Linked DNA regions of Mus musculus: region 1 is linked to region 2. A link is a loop called in an ENCODE intact Hi-C map of the cell type or tissue named here. Cell type or tissue: left cerebral cortex. All regions are shown on one strand. Links, peaks and the distances in the headings refer to the core of each region. The heading gives the core; the rest is flanking DNA.

Evidence for each region. Peaks named below come from ENCODE experiments on the same cell type or tissue, not always from the same donor. Only the 100,000 strongest peaks of a DNase experiment are listed, where the experiment ranks them.
Region 1: it touches region 2 in a loop (7-fold over the local background); 1 of 42 quality-filtered maps calls a loop at or near these places.

The regions. Positions count from the first base shown.
Region 1 is chr15:102,462,505-102,472,816 of GRCm38, reverse strand. Pcbp2 (poly(rC) binding protein 2) reads right to left here and starts at 2,185. Exons shown (of 15, transcript NM_001103165.1): 1 at 2,014-2,185. Gm36331 (a long non-coding RNA gene) reads left to right here and starts at 2,321. Exons shown (of 2, transcript XR_384469.3): 1 at 2,321-2,562; 2 at 3,096-3,376. It overlaps Prr13 (proline rich 13), which reads right to left. Exons shown (of 4, transcript NM_001170911.1): 4 at 10,011-10,312. In left cerebral cortex, for the core only: CTCF peaks have their summits at 1,592, 2,525 and 4,767 (motif pointing left); DNase peaks (open chromatin) are centred at 1,796 and 2,408; H3K4me3 peaks cover 1,858 bases; H3K27ac peaks cover 1,352 bases.
Region 2 is chr15:102,400,498-102,410,809 of GRCm38, reverse strand. It overlaps Sp1 (trans-acting transcription factor 1), which reads right to left and starts at 4,494. Exons shown (of 6, transcript NM_013672.2): 1 at 4,388-4,494; 2 at 2,878-3,038; 3 at 1,091-2,594. The coding sequence starts at 4,394. In left cerebral cortex, for the core only: CTCF peaks have their summits at 5,226 and 5,426; DNase peaks (open chromatin) are centred at 3,436, 4,090 and 4,878; H3K4me3 peaks cover 2,154 bases; H3K27ac peaks cover 2,364 bases.

The sequences.
Region 1 (10,312 bases), core at 449-5,448, 64 kb before region 2:
CTTATCTCAAAGGTTGATGAATGATAAATGATTTTGAAATGTTTTAGTTTAGATGTGTGGATAAGGGTACATTTCTGTATAATCTCAGCACTTTGGAAGTTTTGACAGGATTGTTTTAAGTTCAAGGCTACCTTGGACAACCTATTGAGAAACAAGTGCAGCTGCTAGAACTACACAGTGGGACAATCACAAAATAACAAGAAAAATAACTACACTCATGAGTCTCACAGAAAAAAGTATTCAAGATACACTTCACAACTTTGGGTTCCATGATCCTTTGAAATTTAATCCTGTACGTCTCAGTTCTTTGCTCCCATTCTTCCTCTAATCACTTGAGAAAATTCTCTTGTGCTTTTGTTTTAACTTTCACTATCACACAATTAAGTCTTTTTAGTCCCAAATTTTCTTCCAAATACAATAGAAAAAGTACTAAAATTTTACTTCATATTTGCTTTGATTGATGAAAGATTGCCAAGATGGCCCCTTTTTACTCATCCTCTGAAACAACTTTGAAATAACTACTTATGTAGACAAAGAATTTGGTTTTTGATATTTTTGTTTTTAATACTTTAACACCAAACACTGACAGTTCCAAGAGTCTCAAGCCCTGAAATTTCTCCAATAGCATGGCAAGTATTCATCCCTTCAAATCAGTATCAATGATTTCTCTCCTCCTACAACTAATTTTGTCCCTTCATAAAACCAGTCAGTTTTCACTTTGCCATAAACACACACAATACACATACTGTTGGGTTTTTTGTTTTGTTTTTTTGAGACAGGGCCTCACTATGTTGCCCAGTACTGAATGTAACTATTAACACCAGGCTGGCCTCCAAACTCTGAATCCCAAGTCCATACTTTAAGTATGTTTAAAGCACTTTAAAGTGACTGTCACACCACTCTATATAATGCAAACTATCTTCTGGTTACTTCAGGATGTAAGTGATTACATAAATGCATCCCTAAAGCACATCAGTTCCCTATTTCCAGAAAACAGTTAATTGCTGTCAAAAAAAAAAAAACCTCACAAATCAACATCTCATTTATGGAAAAACAATGCTTGTTCACTGAGTCTGCAAGATTAACACCCCCTCATACAGTATAAAACTGTTAGTTCCACTTCCCCACTGTTATATTAATCACCTTAGAAATACAGTTATACAAGTTCAAAAGGCAAAGAAACTGAAAACCTAGCTACAAATTCATTTCTTAAGTAAAGCACGAAGATGTATTTTTTTTAACTCCAAGTCATGTAAGTAATCTGAGAAACCTGTCAATTCCTCTCCTGAGTAGGTCAATCTAAGTGTACCCCATCCTGGGAATCCAGCTGTTAATCCTGCAGTCAATTACCCCTCTATAAATAGCTCGGTCTGGTTTATAGCGGCAGGCATTTTGTAATTTCAAAATTCGTTACCCGAGAGAACGTCAGAGTAACTCGGTAACAGGGAGTCCGCCTACCCTTTAACTCTGCAGCTCCCCACTCCCCTCCCCCGCCCGGGTCATCCAAGCATTTTCCACTTAAAAAAAAAAAGCCCCCCCCCTTTCCCTTGACTGGGAAAGGGGGTGAATAAACGGTTCGGTCAGGGGGGGGCGCTGCGACCCAGGGGGAGGGGCCGGACAAGCAGCGCCTCCTCGTGTGTCTGCGCCAGCGCCTGACCCCCGCGGGGAGCCGCGCTCACCCGCCCCGCCAGCAAGCCGGCCATCGCCTCCCCAACCCCCCTCAACCAACAAATCCACCGCCGCCCCCCCTGCCGCGCGCGCGCCCTCCCTGACTCCTGCGCAGCCGCCACCGGGAGGGAGGGGGGAGGGGGCAGGCTCTGCGCGAGGCCTACTAGGCCGCGCCGGAGCCAGGGCCTCGCGTGAATGCCCGGGCAGGCAGAGTGAAGTAGTAGACGCTCATGCGGGTCTACGAGAGGCCGAGGCTCCAGAATAGGGCCGGAGTCCGCCAAGAAGGATGTCACGAGTGGAAGAAGAAGCTATTGCCGGCGGCGGAGCAGAAGATTTTAAGCTTACCTGGAGGCGCGAGTCGACTGAGGGGAAAAGGGGAGCGGGCGGGAAGGGGAAGGGCGGGAGGCCGGGGGCGGAACAATAGGGGCGGGCGGGAAGGCGAGGGGGGCCCCGCTAGCGGGCGGAGGAGGGGGGGGTGAGGAGGAGGAAGGGGGAGAGAGACCCCGGGGCGGGTGGAGGGCGGCGGAGGGCGGGCGGGCGGGCGGAGGGCGGGCGGGCGGGAGAGGGCGCAGGCTGCGGCTGCTCCGGCTGCTGCCTCTGCTGGTCTGGGAGGGGGACGGGGCGGAGCGGGCCGCTTTCAACCCCGCGCACCCTTCGACCCCGGAAGCGCTAACCGCCCCGGGGGCCGGCGAGTCGACTGCGTCGTCCACACTTTCCCCACGCAATGCGGACCGCCTTCCCGGAGCCTAGAGCGGCTCCTTGGACAGCGTCGGCACCAGCGAGACGGCCAGTAACCAGCGGCGAGGTCTGAGATAGAGCGGCAGCGCAGAGGCGCGGAGGATACCAGTGGCCTCTAGCGGAAGAACTGGAAAGCTCAGGCCTAAATACGAAGAGGTGGCCAATGCTTTGGGATCAAGATAGGAGGGAGGGAAAGGAAAATAACAGTTGTCTAAAATAAAAAACGAATGGCCAGACTGAAAGTGTCAGGCAAACTGCTTACTCTAAAAATAATCCACTTTAGTGAGTGCAGAAGAAATGAAAACATCATTATTTTGCAGCCCAGATACTGAATCAGGCAATAATAATTATAATAAAGAATTAAAACGTAAAAGAATGTTCTTAAATCAGACGGTGGTGGTACCCAACTTGATTCCAACACTGGAAAGGCAGAGTCAGGAAGATCTCTGAGTTCGAGTCCACCCTGGTCTACAGAGTGAGTTCCAGGACAGACAGGGCTTTTTAGAAATCAAAAGAAAGAAAGAAAAGAAAAAAAAAAAGAAAGAAAGAAAAGTAACTTTAAAACTTCACTGTATTAGGACAACATTGATCATGTGAATATCTCACTATTATATAAGAAGTACTGTATAATCTAGAATTCCTGCCCAAATTGGTTAATCTTTTTATTAAGTCTAATTATCCATTTATAGGAACGAAAGAACAAGTTAAACATCAGTACAAGAAGGTACTCTGTGGCCAAGCACAGTGTGTGATACAAGCTGATACCATTGGGGAACTTAAGGATGACAAAGGTGAACCTCAGGCCACCTTGGACTGTAGAGCAACGCTGCTTTATTGTTGCCTGTTGCTCCTTAAAAAAAAAAAAAAAAAAAAAAAAAAAAGACATCTTGAAAACACAGAATTTTGTACACAACACAAGACAACTATCCTGGTGTCTTTAAAAAGGCAATAAACCTTTTTTTAAACGGTTTGTATGTGTGTATACAAACTGAGTGTGTGTGTGTGTGTACTTACACCACAGCAGGCAGGAAGAAGTCAAAGGAGGATTTTCAGGAGGAGTCAGTTTTCTCCTTCAACCAAGCGGGTCCTGAAGATCGGACTCAGGACATCAGGCGTGATGGCAAACGCCCTTTCCATCGCACTGGCTGTTAGGACTGGGACGATGTCTCAATAGTTCTCCAACTGTTCTCCCAGAGATTCAGTGTTCAATCACCAGTACCGACATAGGATCTCACAGTTCCATGGGATACAACACCCTCTTCTGGATTCCACAGGCACTTGCACACAAGTGGTGCACATATATACATGGCAGGTAAAACCCATACAAAATAAATAGGTACATCTGTAAGGAGTCCGAGGCACATGCAGGTAAAAGGCAGGCAGATCTTTTGAAGTCAGCCTGATCTACATGGCAAGTTTCAGGACACTGAGAGCTACATAGTGAGATTCACTCTCAAAAATCAAACAAAAACAACTTGTTCTTACAAAGGAGCCAAGTTCAGTTCCCTGTAGATGGGTTCACAATTCCCTGAAGATTCAACTCCAAAGATCTGATGCCCTCTTCTGGCTTGCTAGGGTGCTTACACCCTCGGGTGCACATAACTATCCTACAGATACACATATGCATAAATTTTGTTGTTGTTGTTGTTGTTGTTTCTTAAGACAGGGTTTCTATGGGGAGCCCTGGCTGTACTCACTCAAAGATCCAATTGCCTCTGCCTCCCAAATGCTGAGATCAAAGGTGTGTGCCACCACCGCCTAGAAAAAAGAAATTCATTTTCCTCTCTTTTCTGTACACAGGTGTTTTTGCCTATTGTGTATGCAGTACTTGTTGTGGTTTTACTATCAGTCAAATGGAGCCAAGTGACTCCAAATGTCTTTCTTTCCACCACCCAAATGAGGAGCTAATATTGGGAATGCAAAATAAAATCCTCATTTGACACCATTTGGTGCCAGGTGTCACTGTACACACTTTTAATCCCAGCACTAAGGAGGCAGAGGCAAGTGGATTTCTTGAGTTCAAGACCAGCTTTGTCTTGGACAGGGCTCTATAGAGAACCTGTCTCAAAAAAAAAAAGAAAGAAAGAAAGAAAGAGAGATAAAGAGAGGAAGAAAGAAAGAAAAACCAACAAACAAAACCTTATCATTTGGCCAAAGGTAAAGGGTAAAGGGTGGAAAGGAAGTAGGGAAAACCCCAGGAAAAAAAAGCCAATTAAGGAACAAGTTTACTGGACTGGCAAGATGGCTCAGCAGGTAAGAGTGCTGACTGCCCTTCCAAAGGTCCTGAGTTCAAATCCCAGCAATGACATGGTGACTCACAACTGCCCTTAATGAGACCTGATGCCCTCTTCTGGTGTGTCTGAAGACAGCTTCAGTGTACTTATTTAAATAAATCTTTGAGCAGGATTGAGCAGGGACTGAGCGAGTTAGATAACCAGAGCGAGTGGGGTTGACTAGAACAAGCAGAGGTCCTAAATACAATTCCCAACAACCAAATGAAAGCTCACAAGCATCTGTACAGCTACAGTGTACTCATAAACATAAAATAAATAAAACTTTAAAAACAAAAACAAGTTTACTGTCAGATCTAAGCTGAAAGTTTAACCTAAAGATTTTGCAGGTGGGCCAGTAAAAACAGTGGGGCTCCCAACAGCTAGAATGCTATCCACTTTCCATGAGGTCACACATATGGCATCAGGCAAAAAATAAAAATCAAGGAGTTTTATTAAGGCTGACCAAGAGTTACAGTCAACACTGAGACAGTGAAGTCCTGTGGGTGGGTTAAGAACCTTGAGCACAGGGCTGGTGAGATGGCTCAGTGGGTAAGAGCACCCGAATGCTCTTCCGAAGGTCCAGAGTTCAAATCCCAGCAACCACATGGTGGCTCACAACCATCTGCAACAAGATCTGACTCCCTCTTCTGGAGTGTCTGAAGACAGCTACAGTGTACTTACATATATTAATAATAAATAAATCTTAAAAAAAAAAAAAAAGAACCTTGAGCACACAAGGTCCTGGGTGAAATCCCAGACACAAAGCAGGGAGAGAGGGTTGGCAATAGGTTCAATTGTCAAGCCTGAAGACCTGAGTTCAACAAGAGTTCAGCTGAGTTCCCTTGAGACTAACTACCACTTATTATCCTGATTGCCACACTTGGACCCTGGCGTGTGCCCGCACATATACAAATAAAATACAATGTAATACAATGTAAGGAGACAGATGGGCTGAAGAAACCGTTCAGTGGTTAAAAGCACTGGCTGCTCTTCCAGAGGACCTAGTTTACATTCCCAGCACCCACACACTTGCTCACAATCACCTGTTTTTCTACAGTCCTAGAGGATCAGACTCCCTCTTTTGGACTCTGTGAACACCAAGCATGCATACAGTGCACAGAAATACATCCAGGCAAAACATTTTATGTAGTAGTGCTCTATCAAATAAGTAAGTTTGTTAGTTAGTTTGTTTGTTTGTTTTAATTATTTATTTTATGTATGTGAGTTACACTGTAGCTGTCTTCAAACACACCAGAAGAGGGCACTGGATTCCCTAAAGATGGTTGTAAGCCACCATGTGGTTGCTGGAAATTGAACTCAGGACTTCTGCCTCTGGAAGAGCAGTCAGTGCTCTTAATCCCTGAGCCATCTCTCTAGCCCAAGTTTGTTTTTTTTGTTTTTTTTTTAAAGAGCACTTATTAATATTGCAGAGGACCCAGTTTCTGTTCCCAGCACTCACATCAGGCAGCTGACAAGTCACCTGTAACTCAGTCCTAAGACATCAAAGTGCATCTGGTCTTCGTGGTCTTATGTGCTTGCATACAAGTATTACACATAAACTCACGTAGACATATAAATTTTATTTTTTTCCTGAGACTGGTTGTCTCCAACTCTAACCCTGGAATCACTCTGTAGACTCGGGCTGGCCTCAAAATCCCTTGTGTTGGGACTAAAGACATGCACCACCACTGTCCAGCACAAAATATATCTTTAAAATGAGGAAGATAAGGGGAGAGAGAGAAGAATCTAATAGCAATATCTGACTATGGATCAAGAAATTTTCCAAAGCAGAAATGGGTGAACTTGCCTAGGATCACAAAACAACATATTTATCTACAGAAAGTATTCAAAAAAAAGCCAGCAAGCTACAGATTCATTTCATTATTCATAGTCGCTAGAGCTAAACTGCCAAATTTGCATGTTTTTTAAAGATTTGATTTTCTTACATGTATATGAGTGTTTACTTATAGATGTATGTGCGACACATGCCATGTGTCTACAAGACCAGAGACTTTGCTATTGGGTTTTTATTGTTGTTGTTTGTTTGTTTTTTGTTTTTCAAGACAGGGTTTCTCTGTGTAGTCCTGGCTGTCCTGAAACTCACTCTGTAGACCAGGCTGACCTCAAAGTCAGAAATCCGCCTGACTCTGCCCCCTAAATGCTGGGATTAAAGGCATGTGCCACCAGTGCCCAGCTGCTATTGGTTTTTTTGTTTGTTTGTTTGTTTGTTTGTTTGTTTCAGACAGGATAGGGTAGCCCTGGTTGGCTTAGAATCCGTTCTGAGATCCACCTACCTCTGCCTTCAGAGTGCTAGGATTAGAGCTGGAGAGATGGCTCAGTGGTTAAGAGCAATGTCTGTTCTTCCAGAGGTCCTGAGTTCAATCCTTAGCAACCACATGGTGGCTCACAACCATCTGTAATGGGATCAGATGCCTCCTTCTGATGTGTCTGAAAACCATGACAAGTGTACTCATATGCATAAAATAAATAAAATTATAATCTTTTTTTAAAAAATCTGAGAACTATCACCTTTGGGAGTATGGACTGGTGTACAGAGGAGGGGTGGCAAACCCAATGGTTTCAGGAACCAGGCCAGTAATGGAATTGGGAGGAGCTAAGAGAGAGTACAGAAGACCCAGGGCTCATTTATACAGGGCTCAACCATTACACTTAGCCAGAACTTATATCTTTAGATATGTCAGTGCATGCCAAAGTTTCAGCTTGAAATGTAAATCATTAGGAAATGACTGGCATCTTAAAAAGACAGTGGTTCCCCCACAGTGCTCAGATATAGCCAGTGGCTCCCAATGTTTCAACTGCTGTTCACTAAAGTAGTCACTTCCACATTAAGAATATAGGGAATAGGCTAAGCAAAGTGGCTTAGAGAACCAAAAGTCCTGTAGACTAGCTAATACAGCAAGTTCCAAGACATCTAAGGAGGCCCTCTCTCAAAAACAAAACAAAAATAAAGGCAGGCGGTGATAGCTCACACTTTTAATCCCAGTATTGGGGAAGCAGAGCAGGTGAAACTCTGTAAACCTGGGGCCAGCCTGATCCACATAGTGAGTTCTAGGACAGCCAGAGTTATATAATGAAGACCTGTCTCAAAAAAAGAAACAAACAAAAAACAGGTCTGAGAATGTACCTCAGCACGTGTGCTTGCCTAACATGCTCAAAGACATAGCTTTATTCCCTGAACCAATAATACTTGGATCCTGAAAACTTGTTAGCTAGCCCACCTAGCCAGGTTCAGTTACAGGTTCAGTTAGAGATTGTTTCAAGGGAATAAGGTAGAGAGCAATAGAGGAAGACACCCAAAGTCTTACTCTGGCCTCCAAATTTGTGTGTGTGTGTGTGTGTGTGTGTGTATGTGTATGTGTATGTATACACATATATACATACACACATCTTTATGTATATAGATTTTTATATATGCAAATATATGTATTTATATAATGTATATTAGTACTCTGTAGCTATCTTCAGATATTAACAAAAGAGAGTAGCAAATCCCATTACAGATGGATTCGAGCCACTGTGCAGTTGTGCTGGGAATTGAATTCAGGGGCTCTGGAAGAGCAGTTAAGTGCTATTAAGCACTGAGCCATCTCTCTAGTCCCATATATACTAGTATACTGTATATTTATATATAATACATATTTATTTCTTCTAACATATAGATACATAAATATTTATGTCCTTTAGAAAACCCTAATACTCTAATAAAATACTTTCTAAAACTTCAAGAGCTGGGGTTGTGAGCATGTTTACCTACATACCAGGCACAAGGCCCCAGGTTCAGGCCCCAGCACTACATAAAATAAGGCAAACCAGTACACACCCATAATTCCAGCCCCGAGGAAACACAGAAAGATCAGGAAGTTGTTCATCTTGGCTACGTAGTGAGCTTGAGTTATGGACTACATAGGACCATCAAACTGGCTTGTTGTTGTTCTGTTTCTTTCTTATCGTCAAAAATTAAATCCAGGACAACATACAGGCAAGGCAAACCTTCTGCCACTGAGCCTCCTCAGTTCTGGGCACTGTGGCTTGGGTTTATCATGGCAGTACCTGGGATGCTGAGGGAAGAAGACCTTAAATTCAAGGTCAACTTGAGTTAGATACCAAGACTCTAAAAAAAAAAAGGAGGGTGGTGATGGAGAGATGTTTCTGTGGTTAAGAGCAGGGGTTGCTCTTCTAAAGGGCCTGGGTTCAATTTCCAGAGACCCATAATGATCAGTAACTCCAGTACCACAGTATCCTCTGCCCTCTTCTGGCTTTTACAGGAACTGCATGACATAAAGCACATACATACTAGACCTGTACAGACCTCTGTGTGTGTGTGTGTGTTTGTGTGTGTCTGTGTGTGTGTGTGTGTCTGTGTGTGTGTCTGTGTCTGTGTGTGTGTGGTATGTATGTATGTACCTATCTATCTATCTATCTATCTATCCATTTATCTATCTATCTTATTTATTAGATCAAGGGCAGAACCCTAAATTGCCCCCCCTTAAAGTTGATGAGCCGCCAAGGATTGAAAACCTCTGAAGCCAGCTGGGCATAGTCGGCCACTCCTTTAATCCCAGCCTTGGAATTCTGAGATCTGTGAGTTGGAAGCTAGCCTCCTCTACCTATTGAGTACAGGCTAGCCAAGGCTACATACTCAGACCCTGTCTGGAAGAAAACCTCTGTAGCAAATGAAAACATATGCAAATGGGTCCGTATCTGGGAGAGCAATGTGGATTCAGTCTGTAAAACCTGAGTTCATTCTGAAGGCTCTTCCCCTCTTAGACTAGCACAGTATCCTCTTCACTGATGCGCTGGCTCCGCACTAAACACCACACTTTAGGCTGGGGACGTAGCTCCAGATAAAGTCCGTGACTAGGAGGCACAGGTCTTGGTTCAAGCCCATAAACAACGTGTGGTGGCTGAAGCTTGTGATCCCAGCACTCCAAATGTGGAGACATAAGGATCTGTATATCAAAGTCACCATATATATATATATATATATATATATATATATATATATGTGTGTGTGTGTGTGTGTGTGTGTGTGTGTGTGTATGTGTATGTGTATATGTATATATGCATATGTATATATGCTTATGTATATGTATACACACATATATGTGTGTACATATATATACATATACACATATATATGCACACACATATATACATATATATGCATATACACACATACATATATATGCATATATTCACACACATATATGAAGCCTGGGTGATGTGAGACTCTCAGAGGAATTAAAAAAATAAAAATAAAAAAGTGACGTACTTTAAAGAGTATGACCAAGAGTAACAAAACTAGCCCAGTCAAGGTAATGGCACAGGTGAGTAGAACCTGGAAGAAGAACTTTTATTTGGACTTAGAGCCATCAAAGATAACATACTGAACTAAGGAATAAGTCGGGTCCCAAAAGAGCTCACCAAGTAAAGAGACTGCACTTTCCAGCAGCTCGACAGTTACTGAGATCCAAAAGCCCTGCCGGGAACACAGTTGCCATTAAATCACTCTCATGTGCCGCCATTACAAAAGTAGAGGTTTTTCATCACAAACTGTCACAAACCCAAGTCACAAGTGTTACAAAAGAAAGTGGAAGAAAAAAAAAAATCAC
Region 2 (10,312 bases), core at 2,783-7,782:
TAAACCTCCTGATCCTTAAAGGACAAAGAAAAGCACAGCACATTGGTGCAAGCCTAAAATCCCAGCATTGGGGAGGCAGAGGCAGGCAGGTCTATAGAGTTAGTTCCAGAACAAGAGAGCTACTCAGAAAAACCCTGTCTCAAAAAATAATTTCTCATATGGTGCTGAACATGGATCCACAGTCTAGACTCGTGCTAAATAAGCATTTTACTGCTTAGCATCAATCCTAGTCTTGGTTTCACATTCTAGTTATCTTAGATTTTATTTTTATTTTATGTGTATTACCTAAATATATGACTGTGTGCCACATTCATACAATGACAAGTAGGCTAGAAGAAGGAGGAGTTGGATCTCCTTGGACTGGAGTCACAGTTGTCAGATACCACATGGGTGCTGGGAATTCAATCTAGGTCCTTTAGGAGAGCAGCCACTTTAACTGCTAAACCATCCATCTCTCCAGTCTCTGTTTTACAATCTTTATTTTGAGACAAGGTATCCCTACTTAGTCCTGACTGTCCAGGAACTACTACTTAGATCAGGCTGGCCACGAGGTCACACAGACCCACCTGTCTCTGCCTCATGAGTGCTAGGATTAAAGGCATGAACCATCACATCATCAGGATCCATTTTTACTTTCTTAAAAGGGTGTTTCTGAAAACCAATTGCAAACCAAGGGGTCAGAGATCTAACAACGAGTGTACAGAAGATTCAGAAGGCCATGTTCAATCCCTATCATTGCTGGATGAAGGGAAAACCAAAAAGAACACGAAATATATGACTGAGAATCCACATGGATCACTAAGGCATAAAATATTTAATACTGGACCCTATGCAGAAAGCACGCCAAGCCTTAGTTTGTGGTACCAAGACACTAGGAAGTAGAGACCACAGGATCACTCAGAAGTGCTCCTTTCTCATCAGAACATATTTCTATTGATTAAGTTCCAAATGTCTTAACTAAAAAACATCTTACACTTGCTTGGGTGTTTAGCCTTGAGTAAACATCTCAGAAAGTTCTATTTCCCCCTTTAGATTCAATAGTACCAGGGAAGTATTAGTTTGTGATAAATGCAAAGGAAGGATGTCTTACCTGGGGTGTTTGCTATAGCCAAAGGCAGGCCTGGAAGCTGGTGCACCTGGATCCCTGAAGTACCCAATGCACTGAGGTTAATGGTCTGGAGGCCTGGCATGGAGGAGAGTTGAGCAGCATTCACAGTGACTGTGCCAGCAGGAATGGAGGCAGCTGAGGCAATGGGTGTTAGGGTGGTATTACTGCTGCTAGTCTGCCCCAAGGAAACACCCTGCATAGGGGCCAAGGTGATTGTCTGGGCTTGTGGGTTCTGAACTTGAAGATTCTGCAGCTGAAGGGTCTGCCAACTGACCTGTCCATTGGGCCCCACGGTTGGTGTCCGAATGATGATGGGACCAGAGTTTTGAACAGCCTGAAGCTGGAGGTTCTGAAGGGTTTCCTGGGAAATAGCTTGAGTTGTGAAGGTCTGTCCGGACAATGGTGCTGCTTGAAGGGCCTGAAGAGCTTGTCCTCCTTGAACTAGCTGAGGCTGAATAAGGATTTGTTGTTGCTGTGTCTGCTGACTTTGCTCTCCCTCTTTCTGCTGACTTCCTTGCAGCGAGCCTCCTGATGTCTGGTTCTGCTGGATGTTCAGAGAATCAGACCCTTGTAGCCCACCAACCCTCTGGGGCGTCTGGCCTTGAGAACTAGTCCCTGATGAGCCACTGCTGGTAAAGTTCATAATTCCCATGTTGCTGGTGGTAGTAGTTGTTGAATAACTATTGGCATTGGTAAAAAAGGAGCTGGAACTAGCTTGTGATGACACCAAGCTGGCAGAACTGATGGCAGTCCCTGAGGTGACAGGCTGTGAGCTGCTCTCCTGGGATCCAGAGCTGCTGATAGTGCCTGCCTGAGAGCTGGGAGTCAGGGTAGCTGCAGAAACGCTGTTGACAGGTAGCAAGGTGATGTTCCCATTCAGGGCCACTGGTACATTGGTCACATACTGAGTCTGTCCTGAGAGCACATTATTAGCAAGGCCTTGAAGGGGGACAGCCTGCTGGAGTAGATTTGGCATAGCAGCAATAATGTTGCCCCCACTTCCTCTATTTGGGATGATCTGTTGGTTTGCACCTGGTATGATCTGTATTTGACCAGAACCATCCTGCTGCACTTGGGCCCCAGTGGCAGCAAACTGCAGCTGCTGCCCATCAACAGTCTGGAACTGTGGGATTACTTGATACTGAATATTAGGCATTACTCCAGGGAGACCTGTCAGAACTTGCTGGTTCTGTAAGTTGGGGGTAGCAGCCACAACATACTGCCCACCAGAGACTGTGCGGTTCTTGGAAGACTCGCTGCCATTGGTACTGTTGCCACTCTGTTCCTTTGAGGTAGGGGTAGCCCCAGAGGAGGAAGAGATGATCTGCCAGCCATTGGCACCCTGTGAAAGTTGTGCGGCTGTGAGGTCAAGTTCACCTGTGCCCCCTGACTGACTCGGACCCTGGGAGTTGTTGCTGTTCTCATTGGGTGACTCAATTCTGCTGCAGGTTGCTGCCAGCAGAGCCAAAGGAGATGGCTGGGATTCCTGGCCAGAAGAGAGGAAAGGAGTTAGTGGCACCCAATAGCTGGCCTAGGGGGCAGTATTCAACAGACAAAACAGCAACAATGCAGGAATATAGAGCAAAAACCAGAAACAAAATGCTCACTTTCTGTATACTGTTCCAACTTTCGTATCTGGGGACCCTCTAGATCACCTATCTTTCTGAGTGTACTTCCCTACTGTATTTTTCTTCCCAGAATTTTTGGTTAAGGAAGTTTCTAAGAATATTTATACCCTTTCAACACATTCCCCATCCTTGATCACTCACCTGCCCTCCTCCGCCACCACTGCTGCTGCTACTGCCTGTGCTGCTGCTTCGAGTCTGAGAAAAGGCGGCACCGCCACCATTGCCGCTACCCCCATTATTGCCACCAACATCTTTTTCAATCTTCACCACAGCTGTCACTTCATCCATGGAGTGATCTTGGTCTAAAAATAATTACAAAAGAAATAAATTAAGTGTATGTGTGTGTGTAGGGGGGGGTGTGTTAAAAACAACATAAGATTTAAAATTAAGGATTTGACCGTCAGCAATGACTGACAGAACAGTTTTTAAAAAGATCTTAGCCAGATAGGTCTAAATATGGTGGTAAGCCTAAAATCCCAGAATTTGGAAGTGGAGGCAAAAGTTCAAAGAAATCCTCAGCTACATAGTAAATTGGGATGCCAAAGCCATAGACACATAGCTTAATGGTGCCCAAGACAGGCCACTATTTTCCTATGCACAAATTAACCCCAGAAATGACTCAAAAATTGCTTTGGAAGCTAGGCATGGTGACTCACACCTATAATCCCAAGACTTGGAAGGATGAGCCAGGTGGTTCACCAGTTCTAGGTCTTCCAGGCCTACAGAGTAAGAACTGATCCCAATACAAATAGCCCTTTTGAGAAAGGGAATTTGGAATTTCAGTGTCTCAGAAATAAAGAGTTGCTCCTTAGGGTTGATAGCACTCTTAATCCCAGCACTCAAGAGGAAGAGGCACCTAGACAGCTAAAAGTCTGAGGGCTGCAATAGTAACTTCGAGTTACTACGAATACCACATAGAACCTATCTCAAAAAAGAAAAAAAAAAAAAATGCATCCTGGAAGGAAAAGGAGACCCAACATGTGGGTGGATGGAAAGTGTGCTAAAATTAGGACTATAAGAGATGAAGAAAGATCTAGTGTAAACAATAACAGGAAGGGACTGAGAAAGAGTAAATCCTAAGAGAAGGTGAGGAAACATCTGAGAGGACAGGTAAGGGTCTAGGGATTAGAACCCAGGTTTGGGGCTGAGGAGGCGGTCCAAAGAAGGAAGGGGCGGTTTCGGGGATAGAGGCGTGGCAAGGGCGGGTCGGATGGGGGAAGGGAAATTTACGGGGGTGCGGGGGAGGGCCCGGGGCAGGCTGCGACCGGAGGGCGGGCGGACCGGGGAGGCGGTTGGCCCAGGCGGGGCCTGCACTGGTCGGGCCGCCCCCGCGGCGCCAGCCCCCGACGGGAGGAGCCTCAGGCGGCCGGCCGGGTAGTGGGGGGTAAGGCCCGTCCCTCGTGGCCGGGGCGGGCAGGGGGCGGGCGAGGCCACGCTGCCCCCTCCCCCGGGGCGGGTAGCCCATCCCCCTCCTCCTCCGAGGCCCCGCCACTGCCCCTTCTCCCTCCCTTCCCTCCGCCCCGGGCGGGACCAAGGCCGCCGCCGCCGCCTCCCGCCCGCCCCCCCTCACAGCGGGGACCGCCCGGTCGGTCCTCGCGCGCGCCCCCTCACTCCCCTCCCACCCCTAGGCTCGGAGTGGACTCATCCTTACCGCTCATGGTGGCAGCTGAGGGGCGAGCTCAAGGGGGTCCTGTACGGGGGGGTTGGGGGGGGCCGGGAAAAACGCGGACGCTGACGAGGCAAGCGAACCCGGACCGGACAGGGAGGGGGGGGTAAGGAGGAGGGAGCAGCGCACCACAAGCCCGGCCTAATCCCCGCCCCTTATCTACTGCCCCGCCCAATGAGGGAGGGTGAAAGGAGGGCCTTGCAGAGGAAAGGCGGGCTGCCTACCCAATGGTAGGACTCGCTCTCTCGCTGAGGCGTGTAAGAGCAAGTTGCGTACTTGGTTTCCGCCCAGAAAGGCCGCCCTCTCAGTTTTAGCAACCAATTAGAAACTCAGGAAGTGGTGGTGGGCGGGATGAGATGACGATGGACTTGCAGAGAAACCAGTCAACCTCCAGGCGGGCTCCGTGAGCGGTAGGGATAGGAAGAGCTTAAGTAAGAAAGACAGGACAACGACCAACCAGAATCCTGGGCATGCCTGGGCAAAGTCCGTGTAGGGGGAAGAGTAAGAAATAGGCCGGAATGGGATAGGAGCAAGCTTCCTAAACCAATCAGAATTCAGGCGGGCAGTTAAGAAAGTTCTGATTGGACGATAACTGAAAAGAGCCGGAACAGGACGCGTATTGACGTGAACGAACAGCCAATTACGCGCCGAGGAGAAGGTGGAGGCTGGAACTTGGAATGGGGAGAGGAGAACAGGCTTCCTCCTCCGATACTCAAGCCAATGAGGCAGCGAAGGCAGCATGGCACCGCCTCTAGCTTTGGCCAATGGTCGTTACAGGGCCGCCCATCCTGAGGAGGGAACCGGGCTGTGCCAAAAGGAGTTGGTCGCCATGTTGGCCCTCCTCGGGAGGCTTCCTTCCCTCGTTAGGGTGTGCGCTTGAGTGGAGCCCTCCACAAGTGTCAGAGTCGAGACGCGTGAGGGCGAGAGTGTCGCGTCGCCCGAGACTGTTCGGGTTGTCCCTTCCCCGCTCCTACACAGCACCCCTCGAATGTCACCCCTGCCGGGATGGGCGGGCGGCTCCCCCTGGCCGTGGGTGGAAGCCCTGCGGCGGCGGGCGGGACGACAGCTTGGTGACGGCACGCGAAAACCCAAGTCGACTGAGCTGACCAATATGGAAGTCTTTCGGGAAGATGTAGCAAGCGCCATTTTCTTAAGCTGCCCCAGACCTGCTAAACCAACTCAGCTTTCAGAGTAACGCACGCTGGGGAACTTCGTGAAGCCAAGCTCTCATAAACTACTTCCATTTTCCCTCTTAGTAGAAAGCACGCTAACCTAGTTACTTCCTTTTGCAATCACAAAGGTTAAAGATTTTGCCTTAGGCACCTCAATCTCTGGCCTCCATTTCGCCTTCTTTCTCCTCATTTAAACTTTGTCACTGACTGGTGTCACCACGTTTAGTACTTGGAACTAATACAGTTAATCACTTAATGTGTCCTACTTTACGGGCTGGATGCTCCTGTAAAAAAAGGGAAACACTTTAAAGATAGGAACCGAGGCTCTCTGCTCCTTTGGAGATGGCCTTGGAAATGTGAAGTGACAGCTGAGATACCTGGTTGTCCCAGTTAAATAGGCATTTAGCACTGATTATGACAAACTCAATGTAAGGCATGGTAGTACACACTTTTAGGACCCAACTCTGGAGGCAGAGGCAGGAGGATCTCTTCTAAGTTTGATGCCAACCTGATCTACATACTGAGTTTCAGGACAGCTAGGGCTGTGCAGACCAACAATGTTTCAAAACAACAACGAAAATTAAGACGTTAAGAAAAATATTCACCCGGGCAATGGAAAGCAGAGGCAGGCAGATTGGATTTCTGAGTTCGAGGCCAGCCTGGTCTACAAAGTGAGCGCCAGGACAGCCAGGGCTACACAGAGAAACCCTGTCTCGAAAAACCAAAAAAAAAAAAAAAGAAAGAAAGAAAGAAAGAAAGATATTCAGCATCAGAAATATTAAGTGGAGAAAAATTAATTTGAGAAGTAACATGCCCAAGATTACAAAGCTAATAAATAATAAGTTTTGTCCTAAAAAGTCCTATATAGCCTCATATGGTGACAATTCCTGTAATTCTGTACTTGGGAGGCTGAAGCAATCAGGTTTCGGAAACATGGAGGAAAACCTGAACTACCAAAATAAAGTCCTCTATGAAATCTTTTTTTTTTTTTCTTTCCCTTTTTCTTTTTTTTTGGGGGGGGGTGAGGGGGGGTGAGGGTGTGGCCAGGGTAAACAGTATTTCTCTGTGTAGCCCTGGCTATCTAGAAATCACTCTGTAGACCAAGCTGGCCTCAAATTCACAGAGATCTACTTGCTTCTGCCTCCTGAGTACTGGCTGAGATTAAAGGCATGGGCTATCACCATCTTTTTTTTTTTTTTTAACCTGGTCTTTCAAGAACAGGAAACAGGATCTTATTATGTAGCCCAGGCTAGCCTGGAACCAACAATCTCCCTGACTCCCTTCCAGCTTGGGGATTCCAAGTGTCCCCACGCCTCAGTAGGGAGGGGCTTTCTTTATTAGTATGGAATGGGATTGTGGAGTAGGCTTTCTTTTTTGCTCCAGTTGTTCAGCAGAAAGCACCTTTATGCATTCAGGGATTTGTGGCCTCTAAGTGTTTTATTTTTAAAGGTACCAGTGTTTTAAAAACACACTGCAACACCAACATCGTACTGGGTAGTGGCTGAAATTAGGACTTAATTGAAATCAAATTCAAAAGTACCCTGGACTACAAAGACTTTGAGTCCAAGTATACACATATGTGAATTAATATTTTTTTTGTTTTTTTGAGACAGGGTTTTTCTGTGTAGCACTGACTGTCCTGGAACTTACTCTGTAGATGAGGCTGGCCTTAAACTCACAGAAATCTGCTGGTGTCTGCCTCCTGTATGTTCTTTGGGTTTTTTTGTTTTATTTTGTTTTGCTTTGTTTCTAGACAGGGTTTCTCTGCGTAGCCCTGGCTGTCATAATAGGAACCCACTCTGTAGACCAGGCTGGCCTCGAACTCAGAAATCTGCCTGCCTCTGCCTCCCAAGTGCTGGGATTAAAGACATGAGCCACCACTGCCCCACTGCCTCCTGAACTTTTAGATTGAAAGGCACACACTTAAAATAATTCAAACAGGGAGGGTATGGGGGACTTTTGGGATAGCATTGGAAATGTAATTGAGGAAAATACGTAATAAATAAAAATAATAATAATAATTAAAACAAGTAACAAAGGCTCTTAGCAACTGAGAGATCTCTAAGATCTGCCCTGCCCAGGACAGCAAACAGCCAGGACTTTTACAATTTTCCCCCAAGCCTCTGAATAAAGTATTTCAATAACAACAACAAAAACAAATAACAAATAAAATCTGGACAGCAGAGATGGTTTTCAGGATAAATCTTGCCAGACAAACCTGAATACAAGAGCTCAGTCTCAGGGTCCACTCAATAAGAGAACTCGCAACTCTCAAAGTCTGCCCTCTCACCTACACACATACACACACACACAAGCTCACACACGCACACTGCCCTGTATCCTCCACAAATTAAATGTACATTCCAAAAGCTCCTCTCTGACCTACATACATACATACACCGTGGCTTGTGTTCTTCCCAAAATAAATAAATGTAATTTAAAGTAATTAAGAAAATAAGGGAAGGGGCTGGTGAGATGGCTCAGTGGGTAAGAGCACCCAACTGCTCTTCCGAAGGTCTGGAGTTCAAATCCCAGCAACCACATGGTGGCTCACAACCATCTGTAACAAGATCTGACACCCTCTTCTGGAGTGTCTGAAGACAGCTACAGTGGACTTACATATAATAAATAAATAAATAAATCTTAAAAAAAAAAAAAGGCAACAGCGATTTGGCTGGACATGAATTTAAAAAAGAAAAAGAAAGAAAAAGAAAAGAAGGGAAGAGACTGGAGAGAAGAAAGCTTCAGGACTGGGAAGAACTTCCTGGAAGGAAAAGACTACATTACTCATCCCTGTAAGGCAAGCTCTGATGATTCTGACAGCTGCCTAGGATAGTCAGCACCAGACCACACCTAACTCACTCACTTAAGGGGTGGAGAGAAACAAATGGTGATCCTTATTCTAACTTGTTTTCTTTCCTTTGAGACAAAGGTCTTACTCTATAGCCCAGGCTTTGCCAGAATGTGTGCCCACCTGCTTCTAACTCTGTAATGTTAGAATATATGATCTCACTAGCGCACGCATTGGTGCGTACACCCATGGTTTAAAGAGCTTTGGCAGTCAGGTAATGATGGATCCTTGTAATGGTAGCTTTTATGAGTCAGAGACAGAAAAAATAAGTAGTGGGTTACAAGTTCAAGGCTAGCCTGACCTACATTGCTGACTCTAGGCCATCAAACCTTCACAGGGAGACCACGTTCCAAAAACCAAAAGAGAGACACAAGAGACAGAGTTGGAGCCAACCTGGGCAACATGGTATGCTTGAAGCAAATCAGGCTAATGAAACCTTGGGTCAAACCCAACAAGAGAGAAAACAGCCCAACAAGAAAAGAGAAGGGGAGCTGGGCGTGGTGGCACACGCCTTTAATCCCAGCCCTTGGGAGGCAGAGGCAGGCGAATTTCTGAGTTTGAGGACAGCCTGGTCAGAGTGAGTTCCAGGACAGCCAGGGCTACACAGAGAAACCCTGTCTCGAAAAATACCCCCACCCCCACCCCCAAAAAAAAAGAAAAGAAAAGAGAGGGTGTGTGTGGGTGGGCAGAGATAAATGCCTAAAAAAGCAAAAAGAATTGAAGCAAACCAGGCTTTTCAGTATGAAAATCTAGGAAACTTATGAGAACCCTAGAACTGGATGCAGACAGTGTTTGTAATCATTATTTTAAAAGACCCATTGTAAGTTGGCTATCTTTGTTTCCTAACCAGACAAGCACTGTGACTCCTGCTAGCATCAACAATGAGTGGTGCCTAGTGATAGCCAGGCATTCAGTACTGCAATCAGCTGGCGGCTATGGTGATACTGATGGCCTGCCTAGCTAAGAAGAAACACCAGATGAGGGAGTGTTGGTAGTCAAGGTCAAGAAAACAGGTAGCTGAGACGGTTCAAGACCAGCCTACTCTTATAGAGTAAGACCCCTGGGTTAGAGCCACAGGAGTGTGTAAGCCTTCCATGATGTCATTTACCTGTGAGTCAGAAGTACAAGGATCTAGAGTTCCTGGCTATTTTCCCCAAATACAGGCCTTAAAAAAATTAAAGCCCCAGGAGTGGTTGTGGTAGAAACACCTTTAATCCTGTAATCCCTGCCCTAGGAGGCAGAAGTAACCTGATCTCAGTGAATTCAAACCCAGCCTGGTCTAAAAGCAAGTCCCAGGCCACCTAAATCCGCACAATGAAATAAAAACAAACTCCACACAATTTTAAGTTTGTTTGTTTTTTTTTTCTCTGTAGCTGAACTGTGGTATAACCACAAATACATATTGCCTCTTCTGAGAAGAGCCTGTAATAAGACTGTCCTAATATAAACCCCACAGATGGTCTCTGAAGCAATAGGGGATGGGTACATGGAACCCTGTCTCAAAAAACAAACAAAAGGCAGGAGGTGGTTGTGTTGGCAGGCATTGCAGTCTGCAATTGAAAGGTTGTAGCTGCTGAGGAGAGAATGTCCATTGCTGGCACGGGCTACATAAAGAGACCTTGTCTCTAAAAACAAATAGGAAGGCTTGAGGTACAGTCCAGAAGACAAGTTACGTTAATTCCTAGTCCATCCGCACTTGGGGGTGGGGAACGAAACAAGGGTTGCAAGGAACAGGTCTTGACTGTCCTAGAGCTAGTTTTGTAGACCTCACCGACCTTGAACATACGGAGATCTTACCTCTACCTAGCTGGGGTTAAAACCGTTTCACGACACCGGTTACTAGCTGCATTTTGTTTGTTTGTTTGTTTTGTTTTGTTTTGTTTTGTT